Linked DNA regions of Homo sapiens: all the other regions are linked to region 1. Evidence: chromatin contacts called from ENCODE Hi-C data. All regions are on one chromosome and are shown on one strand. Each heading gives the region's core, a stretch centred on a gene start or an enhancer-like site at or near the end of the contact. The rest is flanking DNA. Distances are from core to core; before and after follow the strand shown.

Region 1 (3,018 bases), core at 260-2,759:
ATCTAGGTTGCATGCTTCTTATGAGAATCTAATGCCTGATGATCTATCACTATCTCCCATCACCCCAGATGGGACAGTCTAGTTGCAGGAAAACACGCTCAGGGCTCCCACTGATTCTACCTCATTATCTATTAAAATGTAATAATAATAGAAATAAAGTGCACAACAAATGTAACGCACTTGGATCATCCCAAAACCATCCCCCTCCCTTCTGTCTGTGGAAAAATTGTCTTCCATGAAACCAGCCCCTGGTGCCAAAAAGGTTGGGAATGGCTGCTTTAAAGGGTTTCTCAAGGTTCTAATATTTTATTTGATAAGAAGTAGAATCATATAAAAAACCAAACATATGTGTTAATTTGGGTATTTATACAGATATAGTGTATATACATACATACAGGCATGGAGGAATTTCCAAATTTCCTCTATTGTAAAACATACACATACACACACCAACACACACATGCACACATGGTATCCTAATAGAAGGCAAGGAGAATAGACATTTACTGAGCACTTCCTATGTGCCACATGTTTTATATACATTAGGATATTACAGTATATGGTAGCTTTTATCCATTCATTCAATCTCAATACTTTTTTTTTTTTTTAAGAGTAGAGCAACTGAGGCTCACAGCAGTTATGTAACCTGCCCAAAGTCACACAGCATGATGGAGGGTCTGGATTGGAGATTTTGTCTGACTACAACACTCATGTATCAAATCCTATTCAGTTTTGATGTTAAAAATTCTGTGGTTGAATTCGTCACAGTGTCTTTAAATAAAACAACAACAAACAAAACACAGCAAACCTTAACATAGTTGCTAATCATATGAGTTTACAAGGCCACCTGTGTCTTTACTATCAGTTACACTCCTTCCCACCCCATCACATTAATCACTCAGGTCTAGGGATTTGCAAGTTTGCTAACAGCCGAATGGAACAAAGACAAAACGCTAAAATTTGTGATGTGGGCCTAACTCCAAAGCCTTCAAGAAAAAAAAAAAAAGGCCAGGCGCAGTGGCTCATGCCTGTGATCTCAACACTTTGGGAGGCCTAGGAGGGTGGATCACCTGAGGACAGGAGTTCGAAACCAGCCTGACCAACATGGTGAAACCTCGTCTCTACTAAATACAAAAAAATTAGCTGGGCGTGATGGCGCATGCCTGTTAATCCCAGCTACTTGGGAGGCTGAGGCAGGAGAATCGCTTGAATCCGGGAGGCAGAGGTTGCAGTGAGCCGGTATTGCGTCACTGTTGCCCACTCCAGCCTGAGCAACAAGAACGAAACTCCGTCTCAAAAAAAAAAAAAATAGCCATTTGTGCTTTCAATCTCTCCGCTTCCGGCCTCCACCCGGCGGGAAAAAACTCCCGCACGTGGGCCTCCACGATTCCTTGGCATGCGTGTCACTCTGGGCAACAGGCTGGTCGGCCACGACTGCGCAGGCGAGAGGCACAGAGCGACTGGAGACTGTAGTCCCCCGGTTTCCCTGGAGACCAGGCGGAAGCGGCCGGAAGTAGCGCTGCGGTTGGCAGCGGCGGGATGGAGAAGCTGGGGGTGGAGCCGGAGGAGGAAGGCGGCGGCGACGACGACGAGGAAGACGCCGAGGCCTGGGCCATGGAACTGGCGGACGTGGGGGCGGCAGCCAGCTCGCAGGGTGCGCCGCAGCCAGAGGAGCCAGCGGCCTCCTTGGGTGTAAATGAGAAGGGTGGGGCAGGCGGACGCTCGGGGCGGCGGCCACTGGGGCGCGACCGTCCCCGCCCCACTCGGCTCCTCTAAGAGAGGGCTGCCTCCCTCTGCCTTGTGTTACGCGGCGGGTACCTCTAGAGGAATGGCTTCACCCAGCAGGAGTAGGGTGGGGCGCGTCCACACTACAAATACGTGTCGAGGGTTTATCTGCGCCGTCCTTTCCTCTGTGAGGGGCGAGGTGGGGCGGGAATCCCTCAGCCAGCCCGACGAAAACTGCAGAGGCTTCTGGGCCTTTTAACTTTGGAGAAGTTGAGGACCTTGTCGCTCATTTGGCAGAAGGTGGGACCCGGATCTCAGTCCTGGCAGGAAGGGATGGCTCAGAACCTAGGCGGAGTCAGGTCCGCTGTGGTCACGTCTCCGGTGACCCACTTCCAGCTCTGGTCTTTACCTTGTACCGCCCACCTCAGGGCCTGGATGTAAAGGCACCGGTTCTCATTTCCTGCTGGTTTTGTTTCATTCATTAATTTAGAGACAAGGTCTCCCTGCAGCCTCGAACCCCTGGGCTCAAGTGATCCTCCGCCCCAGCCTCTCCGTCCCGAGTAGCTGGGACAGCAGGCACGTGCCACCACACCTGGCTGATTTTCAGATTTTTTTAGATCAGGTGTAGCTGTGTTGTCCAGGCTGGTCTCAAACTCCAGCCACAAGCGATCCTTCCACCTCAGCTTCGAAAAGTATTGGGATTACAGTAGTTAGCCATCGTGCCTGGCCTTTTAAATTTTGGAACTTTAGGTTTACCTGAAAGTTGCAGAGCTAGATCCCCCTAGTGTTAACATAAACTCAGTACATTTGTCAAAACTAGGAAATTAACATTGGTATAATACTATTAATTGAACTACACGCTTTATTAATATTCTACCAGTTTTTCTGCTAACGTTCATTTTCTGTTCCAGGATCCCAACCAGAATATTGTATTGTATTTTGCCTGTCTTGTTTTTAGCCAGTGTTGAGAGAAGGAGTCGCCTCTGTCATTCCCTCCCCGACAAATAATGACCTAACAACTTTTTAAAATCAAAGAACTATTCAGTCTTTCAATTTAGTGAATATTTATTGGTGGTCTGTTATGTCCTAGACACTGTTTTAGGCACTGGCGATTTAGCATTAAACCAGATAATCCTGCTGCCATGGGAGCTAAAAATAGCCCACACTTGTACCCACTGGTTGTCTTTTGCCATTTTGTATTTCAGTTTTTGTTGGTTTGTTTGTTTTAAATGTAAGGGCATGCTGCTTAGAATAATTTTCAAGCTGTGTGAAAATCAACGTCATTTCAACTTT
Region 2 (3,018 bases), core at 441-2,940, 1.0 Mb after region 1:
AAATACCTTGTTCTACAATTCTCTTGAAAATCCATGGATGAATGTGTCATGAAAAAAAAAAAATCTCTCATTAATGTAATCCAAGTAAGCTTTATCCTTCTTATGGATTTCTCAAAAAATGATATTGGGTATTATAGGGCAAAAGAAAACAAAACAAGAAACACCTGGTCACTCCCCCAAGCCAAACAAACAGCAAACCTCAGTGGGCATCTTCCACCTTTGAGATGCAGAGAACAGAAGAAGAAAGGGAATGTGGTTACAGAGAGGTTCCCTTCCGAGAGTTCTAGAGCTTGTATCTCACCCCACATGCACTGCGTTGTTCTAGTGTCAGTTCAGGACAACTGCTGACCACCAGAAAGACATATTATAACATGACACTGAGACGAAGGGCAGCAGCCCTCTTCTGAACTGAAAAAGCAGCTTCCTAAGACATCAACACCATGTATGAAAAGACTGCACTGTCTTGCAACTTTTTACCAGGAAAACGTGAAAAATGTGATGTCCATGTGTTAGTGCTCGAACCCCATTCTTAAGGCATTAGTATTGCTTACAGTCATTTTCTACAGAATCGTGTGTAATCTCAAACATGTGTCAGGCTATGTGTTCCCTATTTGCCAATTATTTAATTAGCTCTGTTTGTTCTTTGAGATACAGGCAACGTAATATTTCTTTACTTCCTGCGTTTCAGAATGAGTGAGTATATGCCAAATATTTTCAAAAGTCTGCAGATGTATCCTATTAATCCATACTGTTTGTTAGGGTAGTATCACTAACATCAGAAGAGAAAGCTTCTCTTCTTGTTATACAGACACGCTGCCATCACTGACTTCTACCACACTCAAAAAATCAAACCAAAGCCTAAGAGAACTTAAGTGTGAAAAAACATGGGCCACTCAGACATCACGCAATACTAAGGCTTATTATGCTTAAATTTTCCTCTGCATTTTCACGTACGCAATTGGTGAACATATTATTTTAAAGAAAAACATTCTAGAATGTTCTCCCTTAAAGTAACCTTAAAGTAATATCTGTATCTATGCATAATAATAAAGGTTTGCTCCTCCAAAATGCTGAATTACCATGTCTACCTATTTCCTTAAAGATTATGCATCTTTTTCTCATTCCGCTAGTGGATTTTGACAAGTGCATCCATTATTGTAAAATAATGTATGAAATAAATTTCTAAAAAGCCCTTTTCTGGGTTCTAAAAATCTCATACTTTTGTTTTTAAATTATAGCTCCTTTATTATTGTCAAGACCCTTAAATAAGGCCCTATGGTTTTTAACAAGTTAAGTCTATTCTCAGCATATAGAAGTCACCTATTGCTCCACTCTGGCTAGACCAACAAGTAGATTCTCCTGTTCATCCACAAACTAATGAAGATGACCAGCTAAAACCAAGCAAAACTCATTCCCACTGAGAGCTGTGGCTAAGCTGTCTACAGCTCATGGAGATAACCACCCTATTTCCTGATATGTCCCTTCCAAGTCATAGTGCCTCTCTCTCAAGAGGACTGTTTTGCAAATCAATCAGAAAAAGTTTTTTTTCAAACAGAGCCTAAGTATGTTTTCCTCAACTCAAGGTTCTGCTCCACCTTCATACCTTCCTAAAAAAGAAAATTACTCAAACCACAAGTAGACAGGAAATCTGTCTTGTAAAAGGATGAATGACCGGTCATCCTTCTTTATAACCAGACCTCATGACTGCAGAAAGGGGCTTTCCATTTGTCAAACCACACTGAAGTGAAATATGCTTTTCTCACTCTTTCAGTTCTGCACTGCTTTCTTTCTTCTTGTTTTTCAAATCTGCCAAAACTGCATTGATAGCTAACAAACTTCCCCATGTGACCTCTGTCTGTAGCTCTCCAAGGTCAAACTGATGCAACATATTTGTAGAAGCTTGGTTAGGAAAAGTTAAAAAAAATGGAAACTCTCTCCTCAATTTGCTTCTTAGACAGGATAGCGGAGTGGAGAGGCTGCGAGATAGCTCATCTCAAGTGTGAGATATATTATTGAATACGCAGGGAGGGCATTATTGAGGCAGAAATTATATTTCCAACATTTCAAAACACATCTCTCCTCCAACATCAAAAACTTTCCTACATAAGTGATTCACGCCACTTCCCCAAATTCTACACACTCTCTAAAGAAAACAAGTGCAAAGAGCTAAGAGGACTCAACAGCAGCATTATTCTGTTGCGCCATCTTCTCTCAAAGACATACACTGAGTATTCTCCCCACCGACGCTCTGACAGTGACATTCAGGCCAAGCAAGGAGTTAGTTTGAGCTATAACCGCAGAAAGTGACTACCTGAGAAGTCTGAGGTTTTAATAAGACCCTGGGGCACTAAGCTGTGCTGCTCATCTGAACAACAAGGTGTCAAAGCTGGTTCAGAAGCAGGTAGCTATCTCCCCACCAACTCCACCTCTTCCCTCCAGGGGCAGCTGGACATCCAGCCCAGTTCATTCCTCAAAGTGGGAATACTGACTGGGGAACCACCTATGGAAAAGACTACAGTGAACATCACAAGAAATGAGAGGATGATGGCTCAGTTCATGGGAACAGCATTCTTCTTGGACCTTAACTCATTAGTAAATGTCCTTGGTAAAAATTAATTAATTAATTAATTTAAAAAAGCAGCAAATAATTTCTGGCCAACTGATGCCCACGCATCTCCTCTCTCATAAGTGAACAAATACTTCTTCCCCTCTGAGGGACTCCACAGTGTCACATTCTCCAGGAGATTAACCTCATGTAGTTATTAGCAGTCACCTGAGAATTTCACATTAACCAGTCCTCGGAAGACAGTGGCACATCATGGATAAGAGCCTAGCACAATGACTGGAATTTTGGGAAGTGGTCAATAACTACCATTAAGAGCTATTCTGCTTTGTAGCTCACTAGTCACTGATGGCTCATCTTATGACTTTGTTCACTCTTTTTGAATGTGAGGAACAAGATAGTTTTGGTCTGTTTGAACCCTTGTTCAATCTAATGACTTGCAACGTAGAACGTAG
Region 3 (3,018 bases), core at 342-2,841, 970 kb after region 1:
TATGCAAGGCACTACATGGGCATTTGCAAGGAAAAATAAACACGTCTATGACTTTGCAGGCACTGATTTTTTTTTTTTTTTTTAAGATGGAGTGTTGCTTTGTTGCCCAGAAAGGAGTGCAGTGGCATGATCTTGGCTCACTGCAACCTCCGCCTCCCGGGTTCAAGCGATTCTCCTGCCTCAGCCTCCCCAGTAGCTGGGATTACAGGCGTGCACCTTTACGCCCAGCTAATTTTTGTATTTTTAGTAGAGACGGGGTTTCACCATGTTGGCTAGGCTGGTCTCGAACTCCTGAACTTGTGATCCTCCCGCCTTGGCTTCCCAAAGTGCTGGGATTACAGGCCTGAACCACCGCGCCTAGCCCAGGCACTGATATTTTAATGATGGGATAATATTACTATACAAGGCAAAATACGATGAATGTCATAAAGGAGTACAAGGTCATGTAGGGTTTTAAAAAATGATGAAGTCATACCCGTTTAGGAAACCAGGGACTACTTTAAGAAGAACATGACATTTTAGGCAGGTTTTGAGTGATGGGTCGAATTTTGATATAGATTATCCAAATATATTTTTAAAGAGCTGACGCTTAACACAACTAAATAATATCCCAAATTTAAGTGAAAATTTCATTTTATATCAATAAGTGGCATGATTTAGATACTGTGTATGTGTGAAGAAGCAAGCAGCTAAGGACTGTGTGTTAACATGTGTTTTCATATTGTCAGACTACATATTTCTGACAAAAAGCAGATTTTTGTAAAGCCCTTTGTAAAGCTCAATGGCTTTGCTACAAAGTGAACAACACAGGGCATTTTGGACACAAATGGTACCTCACTGTATGTGTGTATTATTGGCCCAAATGATTCACTCTTATTTAATTGCCATGAAGTCTTTCATCTCGCAGCTATACAGTAATAGTTTCCATATGACCAGTGGCTCTGCTATAAATAAGATCAAAAGCAGAAGAAAGGATTTAATAAAAGAAAATGACATTAAGAGTAGCATTAAATCAGGGGAAAAATACCTATATCCAACTCGTTTTTTGTTTGTTTGTTTGTTTGTTTTTTGAGAATAAAGCACCCAGAGTACTAGGCAGTTTCCCCAATATCTCATGAAAGGTCTTTTTGCAAGCAGTAGGTATCTGCAGAACCCATTGTGTGCACCTTAGAGTGGCAATGATTAAGTTGTGAGGGTACGTGTGAGGGGTAGAGGGCAGAGTGTCCCATTTAGAGTCAGGTTGGAGAACAGGTAATAGACCAAACGGCAAATTTCACATGGTAAAGAGTACAACTGCAATGTGTCAATGGCAAACGTTCACCCATTTCTCTGTCCTTTTCTGTTCTATTTAATGGAGAAAGACTTTTTGGTAATTCAGAGTTTCTCAGAGAATCATAACATTGCTCAATGCTAGTACATGAGTTCTGAGAAAGGAAGTTTTTTTTGGCAAAGCACAGTGACTTGATATGAAAAGCCAACTTCCCAAACAAATTTTCTTCTAGTTCTTAAAAAAAAAGTACAATGTTAATCTCTATTCCCGACTGGATAAACAGCTGCTAATAACCTCCAGCTCCCAGGGGAGGAGGCTTACTTCCTTTCATCTTCAGACTGGTGGATACCTGACGTGCACTGGCCTTTAGTGGTTCCACATGTTTTTTGCTTTGCTTTTTTTCCAGACTGCTTCGGTACGGGTCTTGCCAAGTCGGGTCTCTTTTCCCCCTTTCCCTTAGATTGCATCCAAAACCTTGGAAGATATAGTCAGTTATGGTACTGCTTATTTGAAATAGTAGTTCTTTTACTGTTGGTGTGTTTAAAGAGGAAATTCAAACACCCAAAGGAGACTAGAGCGCCTTGGGCTCTTGTATCTTGAAGCCCTGTGAGAAAAATGACCATTTTAGTTCCTTTCATACTGAGCTAATTATTCACTTGAGGGCTGGCTATGTTCAAAAATACTCAATTTCTAGTAGTATTGCTAGTGCACTTACTTATTAATACTTATAGCCGTGTCCTAAATAAAGGAGCAAACTTCAACACTTTTTCTTCTAATAGGAAGTGCCCTGCAGAAGATTCCAGAGCCAGTCGGCCTCTGAAGTCTTTCTCACTTGCTCTTAAGCACCTGCTTTAATGGTGACCTCAGTTCTATATCTCAAGGTTTAGACATTTTGCAAAACAGCTTTTTAAACAAATACCAGCTGTTTCCCATCTAGACTACAGGGGGAAAATTTTGGGCAGCTTACAGAAACATTACCCAGAGACTACCATTCTCCAATAACTTTCACACACTTTCAGCTCCAAAAGAGACCCGTCCGTGTGCAGAAGCCAGGGAGAAGGCAAATGTGAAATTAAAATGTGGAAACTCAATACCGTGGTTTTTGACAATGTGTCCAATTAACTGCTTTAAAATGAATGTGGCTATTGTATCAGGACAATGCTTCCCTAAAGATGTCATTTCACTAATATTGGACAGATCTTTTGGTTAAACTCAACTTTATAGTTCTAAGATGATTTATGGATATAGAGGAAGCTATAATTATGCACAACTGTGAATGTCAACCAAATAGGTAGAACCCTCGCATTACAGAAAATGTAATGCTACAGCTTTTTTTCAGTTCTCACTCCTAAAGCTGCTTTGCCTAAACCCTCTTCTTACTATGAACCCATTTTCAACTTCTGTTTTCTAAGCAATTAAGATACTTTTGATTTGAAAAATTTACAGCCATAATAAAAGTTAAAATAACACAACGGCCATGGAATGTGAAAAAATATAAAATGGCCAAGGCCTAATCTTGGCTTTTAAACAGTGCCAAGTTGCTCCAGTATTTTCTGTTTTGGTATGAATGACATAACTGAATTACTTCATGAGTTGCTACTTTAATTCCTAAGGGTGGAAAATTCCATGAGTTAACTTAATTTGGATGTAAAAAATATACATGAAAGCTCGCTCTTCCTGTGGACTCTCATGTGAAATATTCGAGCCAACTGCTGGAGCTGCCGTGCTGTGGAGGGGCTTTTCACCCA

Evidence for each region. A loop is a pair of places that touch in the nucleus more often than their neighbours do. Pooled maps may share reads with other maps.
Region 2: a loop to region 1 is called in a map with no recorded cell type, with 6 times the contacts of the local background. The contact joins the enhancer-like site here to the promoter of POLI in region 1. A Hi-C loop is called at or near these places in 18 of 37 single-sample maps with no recorded cell type and 5 of 50 pooled maps.
Region 3: a loop to region 1 is called in a map with no recorded cell type, with 2.3 times the contacts of the local background. The contact joins the enhancer-like site here to the promoter of POLI in region 1. A Hi-C loop is called at or near these places in 6 of 37 single-sample maps with no recorded cell type and 6 of 50 pooled maps.

What each region holds. Positions count from the first base shown.
Region 1 is chr18:54,268,008-54,271,025 of GRCh38, forward strand. POLI (DNA polymerase iota) reads left to right here and starts at 1,510. Exons shown (of 10, transcript NM_007195.3): 1 at 1,510-1,654. The coding sequence starts at 1,540. It overlaps LOC124904307 (a long non-coding RNA gene), which reads right to left and starts at 1,898. Exons shown (of 2, transcript XR_007066379.1): 1 at 1,819-1,898. RefSeq lists enhancers at 872-1,021, 1,282-1,411, 1,942-1,991 and a silencer at 1,622-1,871.
Region 2 is chr18:55,266,606-55,269,623 of GRCh38, forward strand. All of the region lies in intron 11 of TCF4 (transcription factor 4), which reads right to left. Among named protein-coding and RNA genes, the nearest start is that of LINC01929, 140 kb to the left of the region's middle. RefSeq lists enhancers at 157-266, 1,656-1,885, 1,936-1,985, 2,597-3,018 and a silencer at 2,346-2,395. Within about 2 kb of position 1,691, at least 4 of the 41 ENCODE cell types and tissues checked have a DNase peak (open chromatin) inside an H3K27ac peak, as active enhancers do.
Region 3 is chr18:55,242,545-55,245,562 of GRCh38, forward strand. The region is part of intron 15 of TCF4 (transcription factor 4); the gene reads right to left. Among named protein-coding and RNA genes, the nearest start is that of LINC01929, 120 kb to the left of the region's middle. Within about 2 kb of position 1,592, at least 6 of the 41 ENCODE cell types and tissues checked have a DNase peak (open chromatin) inside an H3K27ac peak, as active enhancers do.